2 separate regions of the Homo sapiens genome follow, and region 2 is linked to region 1. Evidence: chromatin loops called from intact Hi-C (ENCODE). Cell type or tissue: GM12878. All regions are shown on one strand.

Region 1 (8,000 bases):
CACTTATGTTAGAAACCTATTGTGGTTCAACCTCCCTGCTTATATGCTGTAGATGTAATCTGACAGTACAATGTAAACCAAATGTAACGCTCATTTCTTCAAACAAAGGTACAGAATATCACGTTAATGAAAGAACTATTTTAAAAATGATGACATGGCATACATTGACAACTGAAGTAGAGAGAAATAAGGATGATGAGGGCATGACAACTTCAAAATATAATTTGAACACCAAACGGCTCTAACTTCATTTCCAATACATATCCCCAAGAATCCTCTGATGGAGCACACTGAACGTTTTGGCTTCATCTATTAGCAATACCTTTTCTTTCCACCTGGAGAATTTCTTTCCACCCTCTTTATAGTCTCAGTTCACGTTACTTCCTGTAGTCCTTCCCAAAATCCCCAGGCAAAACTATCCCTCCATGACCCCAAAGCACTGAGTTGACAATGTTAGTAAAGCAATCCACACACTGTATTACAGTTAAGTTCTACAAGCGTGTCTCCCCCAGTAGCCTCTTAAGTTCGACATTGGTACCCAGGGCCACAGTCCGTGACACTGAAGGCACACAAGATGTTTGATGAATTGAAGTGGATTCTGGAATTTTAGGGCTGGGAAGGGCCAAAGGGGCCGCCAACACTTGCTTTCGGATGCAAAAGTGCGACACCAAGAAGACTAAGCGAGCTGCCTAAATTATAGACAGTGACTGTGAAAGAACGAATACTCAAGTTTCCTTTCCCAATAAAATTCATGAGGACAAGACTGTGTGTCTGGCTGATTGCTCCCAACTGGTTCACCCAACAAAGAATCGGAGTGTGTAATACATCCTCAATTAAGTGTTTTCCATTACAAAACAATATAAATGTCAATCCATAAACGCTGGAAACACACAAATCCTAAAGTTAAATTTTGCGCCGGTCTTGTATCAATTCCCAATTATAAAAATCCTGAGAAACAGGCAAAATCACCTTGTACGGCAACACGTTATATGAAAATAGTATTTGTAAAACACTTAATCCTTTCTGGCATTAAGACATTTAAAGTGAAATCTGTTTCCAGGCTTACAGATTTACAGAAGCCTATCTACACAGAGTGAGTAAGGTAATTAAAGCGGACATACAGTATATACTCAAAAAATTTATTTACACAGTGCAGGCTATGTTAAACGCTAATAAAATGCAAGTGACAACTTGCCTTTGTGGGAACCAGACACAAAGATTCACATTTTGAGGAAGTTCAAGTTTACCGGCCAACAGCCACACCACGATTTGCTGCCGTCATAGACGGGCCCTAAGGAGAAGTACTGCTTCCAGCAAGTCAAATACTTGGATTTTATCAATGGCGAGACAAAAGAGGCAAGGTGCGCCCAATGCACAAATGCTAAAGTAAACAATCAGTCTCCTTTGCGACCGTCAGGATTAGAAGACAGCCTGAGTCCTTCCAGGAAATTCATGTAAGCAGGTCCCCAGAACTCGCTGACAAACACTGCAGCCGAAGGCGGGTATGAGGCCAAGAAAGGCCAAGGAATCACTGCGACCCCTCCAGGAGGGCGTGGGGACGGCCGAGCACAACTAGGCACAAAGGTAGAAACGCAACATCTGGGCGGGTCCCGGCGCCACCTCCGAGTCTCAGGGCCTCCACGCGCCCCGGGGGCCAGACGCTCAGACCTAGGACTACCGGTCCCCTCGTGGTAGGCAGGTGACCGATTCCACTTAAAGGAGGCCGCAGGCCTTCATGGACCCCAAAGCCTACATGCCAAGTCAACCCCACAGAGAGGCCGCCCCGTCTCTCAGCAACGGCCGCAGCCAAGAGCCGCCGCCCACCCCGGCCCGGATCAGCCTGCCCGCGGCCTTCCTCCTGCTGTCCCCTATCCCGCAGGCCAAATCGGGCTGGTCTTAATCCCGAACGGTCTGTGGGGCCCCTTCTCCACTCGCTGGAGTGCGGGGCGGTGGGAGAGAGCAGGGGCTACAAGGAGGGTCGACCCAGGTGCCACTGCCCCCTCAGCACTCACCATGGCGACTCCCCAGAGCCTGCAGCAAGCAGCACCCGCCCCGCGCGTAGCCTCCCGCGGTCATGTGACGCTGCGGCCCCTCCAAGCCCCGCCCTCTCTAGCCCCGCCCCCGGGCCCTACAGGCGGCTCATTGATTGGCCTACTTCTAGGAACCCGAGTCTCGCGTGCTTATTGGCCCTGTCACTTAACGCTAGATGGACGGACCTGAGCGCCAGCCAATCTCACCACAGCGTGCGAGAGTGGGCGGAGCAGTGCAGGGCAGTGGGGATCGCCCGGCGGCAGGCAGGAGACAACAGGAGGGAAAGGCAGTGTGTGATGAGTTTGTCAAGAAGGAATGGAAGGAGGGGGAGCCGACAAGTCCACGTTCACCGCATCTGCGTTGGCGATTGCGCTATTGATGCGCATGCGCAAAAGGAAGACCCTGATTGGTTTGTGGGACGGTCTCAACGTCCTGTCCTAACCAATCCAGATGCGCCGGGGGTGGGGCCTGGCTCTCACTGGCCGGTGCAGCCTTTGCGCGCGGGTTTCGTTGACCCGCGGCGTTCACGGGAATTGTTCGCTTTAGTGCCGGCGCCATGGGGTCGGAGCTGATCGGGCGCCTAGCCCCGCGCCTGGGCCTCGCCGAGCCCGACATGCTGAGGTGAGTTCGGCCGCGCAAGACCAGGGCTGGGCTTCCGCCTCGCGGCCCTGGGCCCTCAGGTGAGGCCCGCGCCCTTCCCAGGCGACGGGCGGCGGGGGAGTGACGGGGAGCGCTGGGGCCGGGCGGGGTTTAGGGCCTACTTCAAGAAAAACTTCTCGGCCGTGAGCTTGAATGAGATGGCAAGAAGGGCGATAGCAAACGGCGATGGCACACGTCCCTGGGAACAGCCAGCCCTGTCCGTGGGTAGAAAAATGAGCCAGGGAGAACTTTCCGTTCATTCCGCCAACGCCTACTGCAGTCGGGTTTATAGCGGGGAACCCGACAACGAGGCGCAGACCCCGCTGTCTGTAAGGGCGAGGACTGTGTAGACCTTAACCGGGCAATGCTCCTGAGCCACTGGGCTTGGGGTGGAGCGCGGCCTAGCGGCTGCCTTTAACACAAAGAAACAAACAAAACTCGGAAAAGCAGGCGCCGTTCCCGCTGAGGCCGGATTGATGGCAGATGCTAGGCGAGGAAAGATATGGCAAGAGCAGCCCAGGCAGGGGCGACAGCTCCTGTAAAAGCGTTGAGATGGGAAGCGGGATCCGGGGTTCGAAATAAAGCCATTGTAGCTAAAACGTGGAGCAGTCAGGCGAGGGAAGGCAAGGAAAACAGCACTTAAAAGATTTGAAGACAAACCTGCAGGACTCGGTAGTCATTTAGAACAGTGGTTCTCAAAATGTGGTTCCTGGACCAGCAACAGCCATATCATCTTGTCACTTGTTAGAAATACAAATTCTTGGGTCCCACCTCAAGCCTGCTGATCAGTAACTCGGCCTGGGACCCAGTAATTTGCAAGTCCCCAAGGTGATTTTCGCCTACCATCAAGTTTAAGAACTACTGATTTAAAGGAAATAGGAGGAAAGGAGGAACCCTGGTCTAACCTGCCTGTCTCTGATAGTTCGTGCTTGTTCCAGTAATGGAAGGAGGAAAGAAGGGTAATTTTTTTGTCAAAATTTAACTTCCTTTTGCCTGAAAGCATTTGAGCACAGTGATGTTTGGAGTCAGTGCTGGTTCTGTCTTCCTCTCACCAGAGGATATGACCTTCATTCCCAGCCCCAGATAAACGAGCCACAGGAGTTAGGCTTAGTGTGAAGCTAACCAGGCTGTATTCATTGTTTACCAACGTGTTGAGCAAACTTCTGAATAAGTTGTAGCGAACACACTGCCCTTTTAACCAGGAAAGCAGAGGAGTACTTGCGCCTGTCCCGGGTGAAGTGTGTCGGCCTCTCCGCACGCACCACGGAGACCAGCAGTGCAGTCATGTGCCTGGACCTTGCAGCTTCCTGGATGAAGTGCCCCTTGGACAGGGTAAGTAGGTCCCACCGAATGTCTGAATAATCCAGTGCAACATTGAAGCTCTTTTAACTTTTGGTTGAACTAAACCCTAGTAAAAACTCTTGTTTTAGAATTGTCCTGGGTATTCTTGTGTGTTATTCTGGAAATACTGTAGAATCATTTTGCATTGGAAAATATTTTTTTGCCATGTTTTCTTTACTCTTCACTGTTTTCCCTGACCACCTCTTTCTCGGCTAGAGGCCATCTTCCACATTGCTGCTAGCATTACCCTCCTTTTAAAGCACGTATTTCCAAACCCCTATGCTTTTCTTCCAATGTCACAGTGTTTGAGAGAACAAGCTTTGGGGTCAGTCAGGAGGAGTTTCATGTTGAGATCAAATCTCCACACTAGCTACCTCTGTTAGCCTCCAGTGTCCTCATCCATAAAGTGAAGATAAAATATCCAATTTCGCTGGATTATTATGAGGATTAAATGTACATAACACCATTAACACAGCACCTGTGTCATAACGATACACTCATTAAATGGTAATACTAAAAACAAAGCTTTGTTGATGACCATCAAACTCTCCAGCCTCTCTTGAATCCTGGCCTCAAGCTGCAGTATTCTCTTAACAGACTCTGCACGTCAATGATTTGTGGCTTTGAAAATGCAATACCTTGTTTTTTTCCTGCAATGCTCTTCTGGCAAACTCCTATTTGTCTTACATGACCTTGCCTTATTGTTACATTGAAACTTTCCTTAAGTCTCCCAGACAGAGCTGGTTTCCCACAGTGGATCCTCCTGTTTCTTTTCCTAGTTTCCTTTTCCTCTTTCTCTCCTGCACACACACACACACACACACACACACTCTCTCTCTCTCTCTCTCTCTCACCACCCCGCCCCCTACTCCACTCCCGCTACTTCTCTCCTTCCTTTTCCCAATAAATTACACGTTAGCACCTTTGTATAAACACAAGTAACCATCTGTGTGTTTCCTGTGGTTTTTTACTGCCTATTTTGACTATATTAATATTGTGTTATAATTTTAAATCATCTGTGCATATGCATGACTGCCTGCCTTTGCATAGTTTGAACTCTTTGAAAGCAGTACTTCCTCAGCCTGACATGATTACCAGTTTTTTGACTAAATGAAGCTAAACCTTTAGGTAGAGTGACTTGCCACAAAATTAATTTTGAAAAGTTATACTGCTTATTAAACAAGTGTTTAAGGGTACTAATATATAGAACTTAAGGTTTTTATGATTTGTGTATGTGTTTTTCCTTTCACAGGCTTATTTAATTAAACTTTCTGGTTTGAACAAGGAGACATATCAGAGCTGTCTTAAATCTTTTGAGTGTTTACTGGGCCTGAATTCAAATATTGGAATAAGAGACCTAGCTGTACAGTTTAGCTGTATAGAAGCAGTGAACATGGCTTCAAAGATACTAAAAAGGTATGGGGCATAGAGAACCTTAATTGAAAATGTATACCAATAGGCCGGGCGTGGTGGCTCACGCCTGTAATCCCAGCACTTTGGGAGGCCAAGTTGGGTGGATCATGTGGTCAGGAGTTCAAGACCAGCCTGGCCAACATGGTGAAACCCCATTTCTACTAAAAATACAAAAATTAGCTGGGCGAGGCGTCATGCACCTGTAATCCCAGCTACTCGGGAGGCTGTGGCAGGAGAATTGCTTGAACCCAGGAGGTGGAGGTTGCAGTAAGCCGAGATTGCACCACTGCACTCCAGCCTGGATGACAGAGCAAGACTCCGTCTTGGGGCGGGGCGGCGGTGGCGGTGGGGGGGACCAGAAAATTTATACTGATAGATACAAATTATCCATTGTCCTGTTCTGGTTAATTTTCAGTCTTAAAAAAAATGACTCGTGTTAAGTGACAGCACACATATCCATTTTAAAAGCTTGTAAGTTCTGGTTGATACTTTCAGTCTCTTTTCAAATAATATTTTCTAACAGATAATTCTGCAATAACTTCTCCTTTAGCTATGAGTCCAGTCTTCCCCAGACACAGCAAGTGGATCTTGACTTATCCAGGCCACTTTTCACTTCTGCTGCACTGCTTTCAGCATGCAAGTAGGTATTTCATTAAACATTCAGAAAAGTTACCAATTTACAAGTGGGTTTTTCATCCCCAAGGAATACTTCTAACTTAGTTGATATCAATTCAGAGCATATTTTCCCCTAGAAATAATATTAGGAATATTGGCCAAGTGACTATATTCCCAGTTTATCCCATAATGTAGCTAACAACTTGGAACTAGTGTTGCCAGAATTCCACTAGCAAATAGCAGCTGTATATATATGCTGGGAATTCTGATTTCAGTCTGCCTTTTGTAAGAGATGATATCTGTCATTAAAACAGTCTTCACATGTGATTTTTCTGCTCATATTTTTTAAAAAGTACTGGTTGGGCCAGGCGTGGTGGCTCCCGCCTGTAATCCCAACACTGGGAGGCAGAGGCAGGAGGACTGCTTGAGGCAAGGAGTTCAAGACTAGCCTAGACAGCATAATAAGACCCCAATCTCTTAAGAAAAAAAAAAAAAATTAGCTGGGTGTCAGCACATGCCTCCAGTCCTGGCTTCTCAGCTACTCGGGAGGCTGAAGCTGAAGGCTCACTGGAGCCTAGGAGTTCTTGGTTATAGTGAGCTATGGTCACGCTACTACACTGCAGCCTAGGCAACACAGCAACACTGTCTCTTTTTTTTTTTTTTTTTTTTTTACATTTTTTTTATTTTTATTTTTATTTTTTTTTTTTTAATTTATTTTTTTTTTGATAATTCTTGGGTGTTTCTCACAGAGGGGGATTTGGCAGGGTCATGGGACAATAGTGGAGGGAAGGTCAGCAGATAAACAAGTGAACAAAGGTCTCTGGTTTTCCTAGGCAGAGGACCCTGCGGCCTTCCGCAGTGTTTGTGTCCCTGATTACTTGAGATTAGGGATTGGTGATGACTCTTAACGAGCATGCTGCCTTCAAGCATCTGTTTAACAAAGCACATCTTGCACCGCCCTTAATCCATTTAACCCTGAGTGGACACAGCACATGTTTCAGAGAGCACAGGGTTGGGGGTAAGGTCACAGATCAACAGGATCCCAAGGCAGAAGAATTTTTCTTAGTGCAGAACAAAATGAAAAGTCTCCCATGTCTACTTCTTTCTACACAGACACGGCAACCATCCGATTTCTCAATCTTTTCCCCACCTTTCCCGCCTTTCTATTCCACAAAGCTGCCATTGTCATCCTGGCCCGTTCTCAATGAGCTGTCGGGCATACCTCCCAGACGGGGTGGTGGCCGGGCAGAGGGGCTCCTCACTTCCCAGTAGGGGCGGCCGGGCAGAGGCGCCCCTCACCTCCCGGACGGGGCGGCTGGCCGGGCGGGGGGGCTGACCCCCCCCACCTCCTTCCTGGACGGGGCGGCTGGCCGGGCGGGGGGCTGACCCCCCCACCTCCCTCCCGGACGGGGCAGCTGGCCGGGCAGAGGGGCTCCTCACTTCCCAGTAGGGGCGGCCGGGGCGGCTGGCCGGGCGGGGGGCTGACCCCCCCACAACACTGTCTCTTAAAAAAAAAACAAAACACTGGCTACAACTGTTCTTCAAGGAATTTATAACATTTTAGTGATAAATTATCACATCTGAATCTTACAATTGTGGGTTATCTATGTGTATGCTGAAATGTTACCTTGGAAATATTAGTAATTGTTGATAATCTTTGTCTAAAGTTATCTTATTTTTATCTTGCCAGAAAACTCCTTAGAAAACAAAATGTAGTTGGCCCTTAAAGAATGGATTTCTCACTACCTACCCACTAATTTTGGTATGCTTGGCTCTATTAGGTACATACCTAGGAGTATTAATTGGCATTTATGGAAAACATCTCTTCAATTCAACAAAAGTATGTGCATATACGGAGGGAGTGCAGCTGATATTGTAGAAAACAGTGAGAATAGTCAACTCTACTTTTGAAACCATATTACGCTGAGTAAGAAAAGGTCTTGACAGGTCTATTCTGAAGA
Region 2 (8,000 bases), 430 kb after region 1:
CTTTTAGTTCTAAATTTTTCACTTAAAAAATTAGTTTATTTCTCTGCTGAGTCCTATTTTCCTACTCTTTGAGAGTGTTTACTGCTATCTCATGAAGCATGGTTCTATCACTGCTTTAGAATTTTTGATAATTCTGGCTGGGCAGGGTGGCTAATACCTGTAATCCTAGCAGTTTGGAAGGCTGAGGCAGGAGGATCACTTGAGCTCAGGAGTTTGAGAACAGCCTAGGCAACATTGTGAGATCCTATTTCTATTAAAAACATTTTTTTAAATTAAAAAAAGATTTTTGGATAGTTCTTAATATTTGGGTTAGGGTTGGGATCTATTGGTTGTCTTTCATTAAAAATTAACCAGATTTTCCTAGTTCTCTGTATGTGATTTTTCATTGTATCTTGGACATTTTAAATATTATGCTGTGTGACTTGGATCCTGTTAAAAAATCCCTGGAGAATGTCGTTTTTTGTTATTTGTTTTGGTTCTGCAGACAATCAACTAAGTTGTGTTCGCACTGCAAATTCTGTCTCTCTTTGTTTGGGTGGTGGTCCCAATGTTCAAAGACTTTGCTGTGCTGGGTAGGCTTGCCCAGTGTGTGACACACTCAGGGACTCAGAGGTGGTTTATACTGTAACATGGTTCCCAACACTGCTGCCACGTTTCCCTGGATCTGTTCCACACACAGGCACCTCAGAAAGAAAGCCTGCATTAGTGCTTCCCTGCTCTAGTTCTCTCCTCTCCAAGACTTCTTCATATTCTCCAGATGACAACATGGTCTCCTCTATCTAGTTCCTCTGGCCAGAAAGACAAGTTTTCCTTAGAATTTTAGTCTCCCAACCTGTTGTGAGTTCTGATTAAGAGAGAAAAAAGCCGGGATTCCCTCCATACTCTCCAAACATCACCATTTATATATACCCTTTACAAATCTACTGACAAATCATTATTTATAATATTCTCTTATGATAGTCTAAAACATTTGTTAAAATTTCAAATATGCAAAAACAGACAAAAATATCTGTGTACCCAGCTTCCAACTTCAACAATTATAACCTAGCCAATCTTATTTTATTTGTCTCTCCTAACTTCTACCTCTTACATACTAGAGACAAATCTCAGACATTAAATCATTGCATCTGTAAACATTTCTGTATCACTAAAGCCACTTAAAAAATAACCTTTATCCTATTATCAAACCAAACAAATAAATAACTTAATATTAAATACCAGTGTTCAAACTTCTGTCATCAGTTCCCTCCATTTATAGTTTGTTTCAATCAGTAAGTTCACTTGACTTTTATATCTCTTTTAATCTATAGGTTCTTGTTTTTTCTTTTTCCCCCATTGTCATTTATTTATGAAAGAAACAGTTTCTTTCCTTTTTTGTTTGGCAGATCTACTTTCTACTTGGTTTGTTTCATAATAGTTTTAAATCCTTGCTGTAGTTGATTTATAACTTTTCCATTTCTAATATTATTTATGTTTTTTTCTTTTTCTTTTTTTTTTTTTGAGATGGAGTCTTGCACTGTTGCCCAGGCTGGAGTGCAGTGGCGTGATCTCAGCTCACTGCAAGCTCCGCCTCCTGGGTTCACGCCATTCTCCTGCCTCAGCCTCCTGAGTAGCTGGGACTACAGGCGCCCGCCACCACGCCCGGCTAATTTTTTGTACTTTTAGTAGAGATGGGGTTTCACCATGTTAGCCAGGATGGTCTTGATTTCCTGACCTCGTGATCTGCCTGCCTCGGCCTCCCAAAGTGCTGGGATTACAGGCGTGAACCACTGCACCCGGCCTATTTATGTCTTTTTTTTTCTAGATCAATCTTGGCATAAGTCTGCCTGTTGTTACCTTTTACAAAGAGCCGATGTCAGGCCTCACTGATTTATTCTTTTTGTATCTTCGTTTTTTTTTTTAATTTCTGTTTTATGATTGCCCTTTCTTTGGATTTGTTTTTCTTTTAACTTCTTGAGTCTTAACTTATTAAATTTCAGTCTTTTTTCTCAAAGTACTGTTTTAGCTGTACCGCAGTTTTTTTAAATGTAGTATTTTCATTAATGCATTTTAAATGTATTCAAATTTCCATACTGATTTCTTCTGTGACTTACAAATTACTAAGTAGTATATTATTATATTTCCAAACATATGGAGTTTTAAAGTAATCTTTGGTTGCTGATTTCTGGTTTAATTGCATTTCTGTCACATGATGCTCTGCATATATGTTCAGACTTCCTTTGTTAGCTGAGCACGTGTATCTGTTTTGATGAATGTTTTATGAATGCTAGTAGAGAATGCCTATTTTCTGGATGTTGGGAGCAAGATACTGTGTCCATTAAGCACATACTGTGTAATTTAAATCTTTTGAGCCATATTAACTTTTTGTATGCTTGAACTGTTAATTACTAAGAAGTAAAAAAAAATTACCAACTATGTTATGGATCTGTCAATTTTCCTTGACAATCAACAACCTGTTTTGTGCATTTTAAGGCTATATTAATACCTGAGATTTATCTAGTGAGATAGAGACATTCTTGATTTGTTTTAATAGTTACATCAGCTCTTTTTTGACATTTGTCTGTTATTTCTTTCCTAGTTTTGTATTTTCAAATTTTCCTGTAATTATCCCATAAACAAGATATATTTGGATTTTAACTGTAGCATTTAATTCATTTATTACTTTGCAGAGAAACATCTTAATTTTGTCCTCATTCTTTTATTTTTTACTTTTATGGGTATATAATAGCTATATGTATTTATAGGGTACATGAGCTATCATGATATAGGTATACAGTGCATAATAATTACATTAGGATAAATGGGGGATCCATCATCTCAAGCATTTATCATGTGTTACAAATAACCCAATTATGCTTATTTTAAACTGTACAATAAATTGTTGACTGTAGTCACTGTGTTGTGCTATCAAATACCAGATATTAATTCTATCTAATTATACTTTTGTACCCATTAATCATCCCCACATCCTGGCCACTGCCTTCATTCTTAAATGACAATGAACACTCTTAACACTATGAAGACATTATTCTATTGTCTTCAGGCTTCTATTTTGCTATTGATAATTCTGGTGTCAATCTTAATAGCATCCTTTTGTAGACTATTTTCTCTATTGTTTAATAACTTTTCTCCTTGTCTGTGGGGTACAATGTCAGTGTCACTTAAATTTTTTTTTCCTGCTTGGGAGTCACCCTGTGTCATGCTTTTCATTAGTTCTTGAAATTTTTTTTTTCTTTTTTTTCCTTTTCATGTCAGATAGGCAATGTGCCGACATGGTAACAAGGCTGGAGGGAGGCGCACGTCACATGTGTGCGTCAACATCCGGGCATCAGACTTACACACTACAGAGTATCAGTTATGGAAAATCCCAATAAACTGCCACCTCTTCCAGCGATACACTCTGGGTAATTTCCTCAGACACATCTTTTAATAGCCATACTTTTAACTTATAGACCTCCTATTTGGTTATTTTAAAAATGGACGTGGTCATTTTTCTTTCTCATCTCTGTTTCCTTCTTGTAGGATACGTGAAACACTCAAATTCTTGGGGATCTAAGGAACTCCTTCCTGTGTGTTATGTCGGTGAACTCGTACCCATGGTGGGCTGTGAGCATAGGGGTTTTAGAATCTGCGGGCTGTGAGCTGACCTGCAGCAGTGTTTTATCCATGCCAACCCTGCAGCTTTCTTGGTGACTTTTAGATTTATTTTTGCCAGGTGACTCAAAGGTTTAATGCACCCAGGACCATTCTGTCAGTCTTTGGACTTCATGACTCCTGGGTTGAGCAGGGAATGTAAATTCATTTCTCAAACCCTAATAAAGGCAGGGTTTCTAAGTATAAAGCTAGGGGGGACCCCAGCCTCACCTCCAACCCCACCCTGAGACTAAACCCAGAAAAACAAGCTTCTTTGTCATCAGCATGTGGTAGTGAAACATTTTTTCTAATCTATGCTTTCATGTGAGTTGCCTCCCTTTGAGGGCTCCAGCTTCATGTGAGTCTCACAAAGGCCATGTGAACCCCAGGACTCTTCTTTTCTCAGTATGGGAATTAAAAGGAAGCTCCCAGTATGTCTACCCCTGTGCAGTAACAGGTTATAAAAGTCAGCCAGGGGCATCTGTAACATCAATTTCAGTTTATTAATCTACAGTTCTCTCTCTTCATTTCTCATCCATAAGCATTACCCTCTTTTTCTCCTTCCTGGAGCTTACACATATGCTTTTAAAATAATTATTTGTCATATTTTACCCAATGTTTCCATGTGTCTTCTAGCAGATGGGTTTTCAGGTTACCTTATCTATCATATTACCCAATCTTTAAATCTGATTTTCATGATTCTTGAGAGGTATGTTTTCCCACCCTCACTCTCTCCTCTTTTCCCTCTTTTTACATAATACGCATTAAATATAATTTTAACTCTGTTGATATTCCTAGAAGTATACATTAAATGCAAAAGTATCCAATCTCAATCTGTCAGAGTTATTTAAAAACATCCTTCCCTGCAGTTCTTTCCAATAAAAGCACCCCATGAGTAGCAGAGGATGGCAGGGTAAGAACAGACTCGACACATTTGGGTTTTCGCTTTTAGATTGCTACGACCAACTCTGTAACTTTTGAGAACACATTTTCACCTCTTGTAGCCTATTTTCTTCCTCATAAAGCTGTTAATGAATCTATAATCATACTGATCAGTATGCACACTCACCAATTGGGAACTGACAGGTCTTAAGAATCTTAATCTTTTATAATTGAGAATCTTAATATATATGTAATATTCCTGAAGAATTTCAGAAATTTCAGTTTATTTAACTATAATAATGCTGGGATCTTAGTAGATGCCAATAAAGTAAGTGAAATAAAATACATTTTAAAAAGTTGCAGTATCAGTTTATGTAGTCAATAAATATTTACACAAACCAAAATTACACATTTTGCAAATCATGCCTTATCATGATGTTCTTCTCTGAAGCGACTCAATACATAATAATACCTTAGCTTTTGGAGTGGCTTTAATGGTCCAGATGCAATCAACGGCTTGGCCTGGTTTTGTTTTCTCCTCTTGTTCTACCTGACTAGAGCGCACTATTCCATCAGCTCCCGAGAGCTCGAACTGACAATCTGGAAGGAATACATGAAAGGTGTTCAAAGGAACATAAGACTAATCAAAAATGCCAAGAGGAACAAGTGGTAATATACTAAACCTGGAATGGGATTTAAAATACCTCCTAGGTAAGTAAAGTCTGGATCTGTAACAGAAAAAAGAAGAAAGTCATTGGTACTGAGATAGTTACTTTAATCCTCGATGTCTTACATTACATCTAACGTTCCATTTCATAGCAAGGTAAGAGAAGCTTTCATTGGTGAAAACTACATATCATTGGTCATTTAGGAGCTCGCTTACAGGATTGACATTTATTTAATCACGTTTATATTTTTGATTCCATAGTGAATAATTTATTTATGCTACTTGCAAACTCACATCAACTGTCAGAGTTGAACAGGTAAACGGAACATCACATATACAATATACCAGAATATTATTTGGCCTTAAAAAGGAATGAAGTTCCTTTCTGCTGAATCATATTACAATTTGTCTTCTAAACTTCGGCTTAAATGGATGGTGGTAATAGTTGCATAATACTGTGAATGTACTTAACGCCACTGAATTACACACTTAAAAATGGTTAAAGAGAGCTAGGCATGGTGGCTCATGCCTGTAGTGCCAGCTACTTGGGAAGCTGACCTGGGAGGATCTTTTGAGCCCAGGAGGTTGAGGCTGCAGACAGCAGAGACAGCACTATTGCCCTTCAGCCTAGGTGACAAAATGAGTCTTAAAAAAAAAAAGGTTAAAGGGTAAATTTTGTTATGTATATTTTTTACCACAATAAAAATAAAGTTTTAGAAATTATAAACACAGGTATCTTTAAAAAATTATTTTAAAGTTCAGATAGAACCTGTGTATATACCTAACAGCCAGAATAAAAAAAATTGCTGGGTTGTCTAAAATGTCTCAGATTTCTGGAAAATCTATTTATTTTTGTTTATTTTTGAGATGGAGTTTCACACTGTTGCCCAGGCAGGAGTACAGTGGCACAATCTCGGCTCACTGCAACCTCTGCTTCCCGGGTTCAAGCAATTCTCCTGCCTCAGCCTCCCGAGTAGCTGGGATTACAGGTGTCTGCCACCACGCTCAGCTAATTTTTTATATTTTTAGTAGAGGCAGAATTTCACTATGTTGGTCAGGCTGGTCTCAAACTCCCAACCTTGTGATCTGCCTGCCTCGGCCTTCCAAAGTGCTGGAATTACAGGCATGAGCCACTGCACCCGGACTGGAAAATCTATTTCAATACGCAATTTAATTGTGTACAACTAGAGACTCAATTCCTGTTAAAACTGTTGTTTTTAATTCCAGATACTTTAGGAAGTTATCAAATTACATATTTTAAAAAGTGGAAAAAAATTATTAGCTTATGTAGAATATATCTCAGCAACTTTTTTTTTTAACTTTATAAACAAAACTCATCCTTGCTGAAAGAGGACAATAGACACTTCTGCTCTTTTGCAGAGAAATGTCAAAGTGAAATTTAAATCTTAAACGGCATGGCGGAGGGGAATCACAGGAACTGTCTGGCAGATTAATCAGAACTATTTCATATGTATTCCAGAAATCTAGGATATTGTCATTATTGCATTAAAATGTCCATAATTATCTCAGTTATGTCCAGGAACTAACAACCCATTAAGAGCCTCTCCCTCAGTAGAGAATTTCATTAAAAAAAATGAACTTCTCACCATTGTTAATAGGTTTCTTCCAGATTTACCACCTCCTAGACAAAATTTATTTTATTAACATGACTTGAAATAACATCAGACAGACATATTTAGCTAATTATGCATTGCCTATTTATTTTGACATGTGTTGGTTTTCTCTTTTAGTGATAAAATTGTGGACTCCTCATCCACATTTTAATAAGGCTTTTCTCCAATGTGACCTCATCCACATTATAAAGGCAACATGATAGAGTAGGAAGTATTGCCTAGTGAAATGCAATCTAGTCCTGGATTTGCCATTCTATGAACCAAGAAAATCACTTAATCTGACTCAGTTTCCTCATCTGTAAAATAAAATATTACATAATCCTCCTGACATTAGTCATTAGCACAAAATTAAACATAATGTCTATCAAAACTGTGAAGCACTATAAAATGCAAATGAAAGGTGATAAACTCTAGAAATCCTAAGCATTTTATTATACTTTGTCTATATTTTAACTATAGGCCATTTAAAGTTGCTCTCATGATCTATAACATGAATAGAGGAAAAAGAGCTACTTGACTCCAAAGTAAGTATCTTTACATATGAAGTTGGCTGACTTTGTCTTTAAATATTTAAAAACATTATTCAAATAAGAGTATTCTTTGGATGTCTTTTTCTGTCAAGTAGTCTAAACTTATGTGCAGCCACCATCTATTCTAACAGTATCTTCATGACACTAATGTTTCAATTACTTCAGTTAGTTGATTTAGTTAATAAAAATAAAATAGCTGACCAATTTAATCCAATCAGTCATTTTGATATAAACTATTGGTTCTCAAACTCCTGTGGACTATTTCACAAGGCAGGATATCCTGTCTTTCTTTCTTTTCCCTGCCACTGTGAAAAAACAGCTTACTAGCTACTAGTTTTTTTTTTTTTTCTGACAGATTCTTGCTCTGTTGCCCAGGCTGGAGTACAGTGGTGTAATATTGGCTCTCTGCAACCTCCACCTCCCAGGTTCAAGCGATTCTCCTGCCTCAGCCTCCTGAGTGGGTGGGATTACAGACGTGCACCACCACGCCCAGCTAACTGTCGTATTTTTAGTAGAGACGGGGTTTTGCCATGTTGGCCAGGCTGATCTCAAACTCCTGACCTCATGTGATCCACCCACCTCAGCCTCCCAAAGTGCTGGGATTACAGGTGTAAGCCACCACATCTGGCTGCTACTATTTTTTAATTGTGGTAA

What was found. Hi-C counts contacts between places; a loop is a spot of excess contacts. Peaks named below come from ENCODE experiments on the same cell type or tissue, not always from the same donor. Only the 100,000 strongest peaks of a DNase experiment are listed, where the experiment ranks them.
Region 2: it touches region 1 in a loop (5-fold over the local background); 2 of 110 quality-filtered maps call a loop at or near these places.

The regions. Positions count from the first base shown.
Region 1 is chr16:46,687,119-46,695,118 of GRCh38, forward strand. VPS35 (VPS35 retromer complex component) reads right to left here and starts at 2,060. Exons shown (of 17, transcript NM_018206.6): 1 at 2,013-2,060. The coding sequence starts at 2,015. It overlaps ORC6 (origin recognition complex subunit 6), which reads left to right and starts at 2,541. Exons shown (of 7, transcript NM_014321.4): 1 at 2,541-2,652; 2 at 3,873-4,002; 3 at 5,264-5,427; 4 at 5,975-6,064. The coding sequence starts at 2,588. RefSeq lists enhancers at 1,531-2,228, 2,229-2,927, 3,165-3,244, 3,295-3,364 and silencers at 1,765-1,814, 1,965-2,204, 2,525-2,824. In GM12878, CTCF peaks have their summits at 1,545 and 3,075; DNase peaks (open chromatin) are centred at 2,293 and 3,069; H3K4me3 peaks cover 5,599 bases; H3K27ac peaks cover 4,020 bases.
Region 2 is chr16:47,117,670-47,125,669 of GRCh38, forward strand. NETO2 (neuropilin and tolloid like 2) reads right to left here. Exons shown (of 9, transcript NM_018092.5): 5 at 5,199-5,243; 6 at 4,988-5,115. LOC124903806 (small nucleolar RNA U13) reads right to left here and starts at 3,352; the gene lies at 3,250-3,352. In GM12878, no CTCF peak of the experiment used is centred here; no DNase peak of the experiment used is centred here.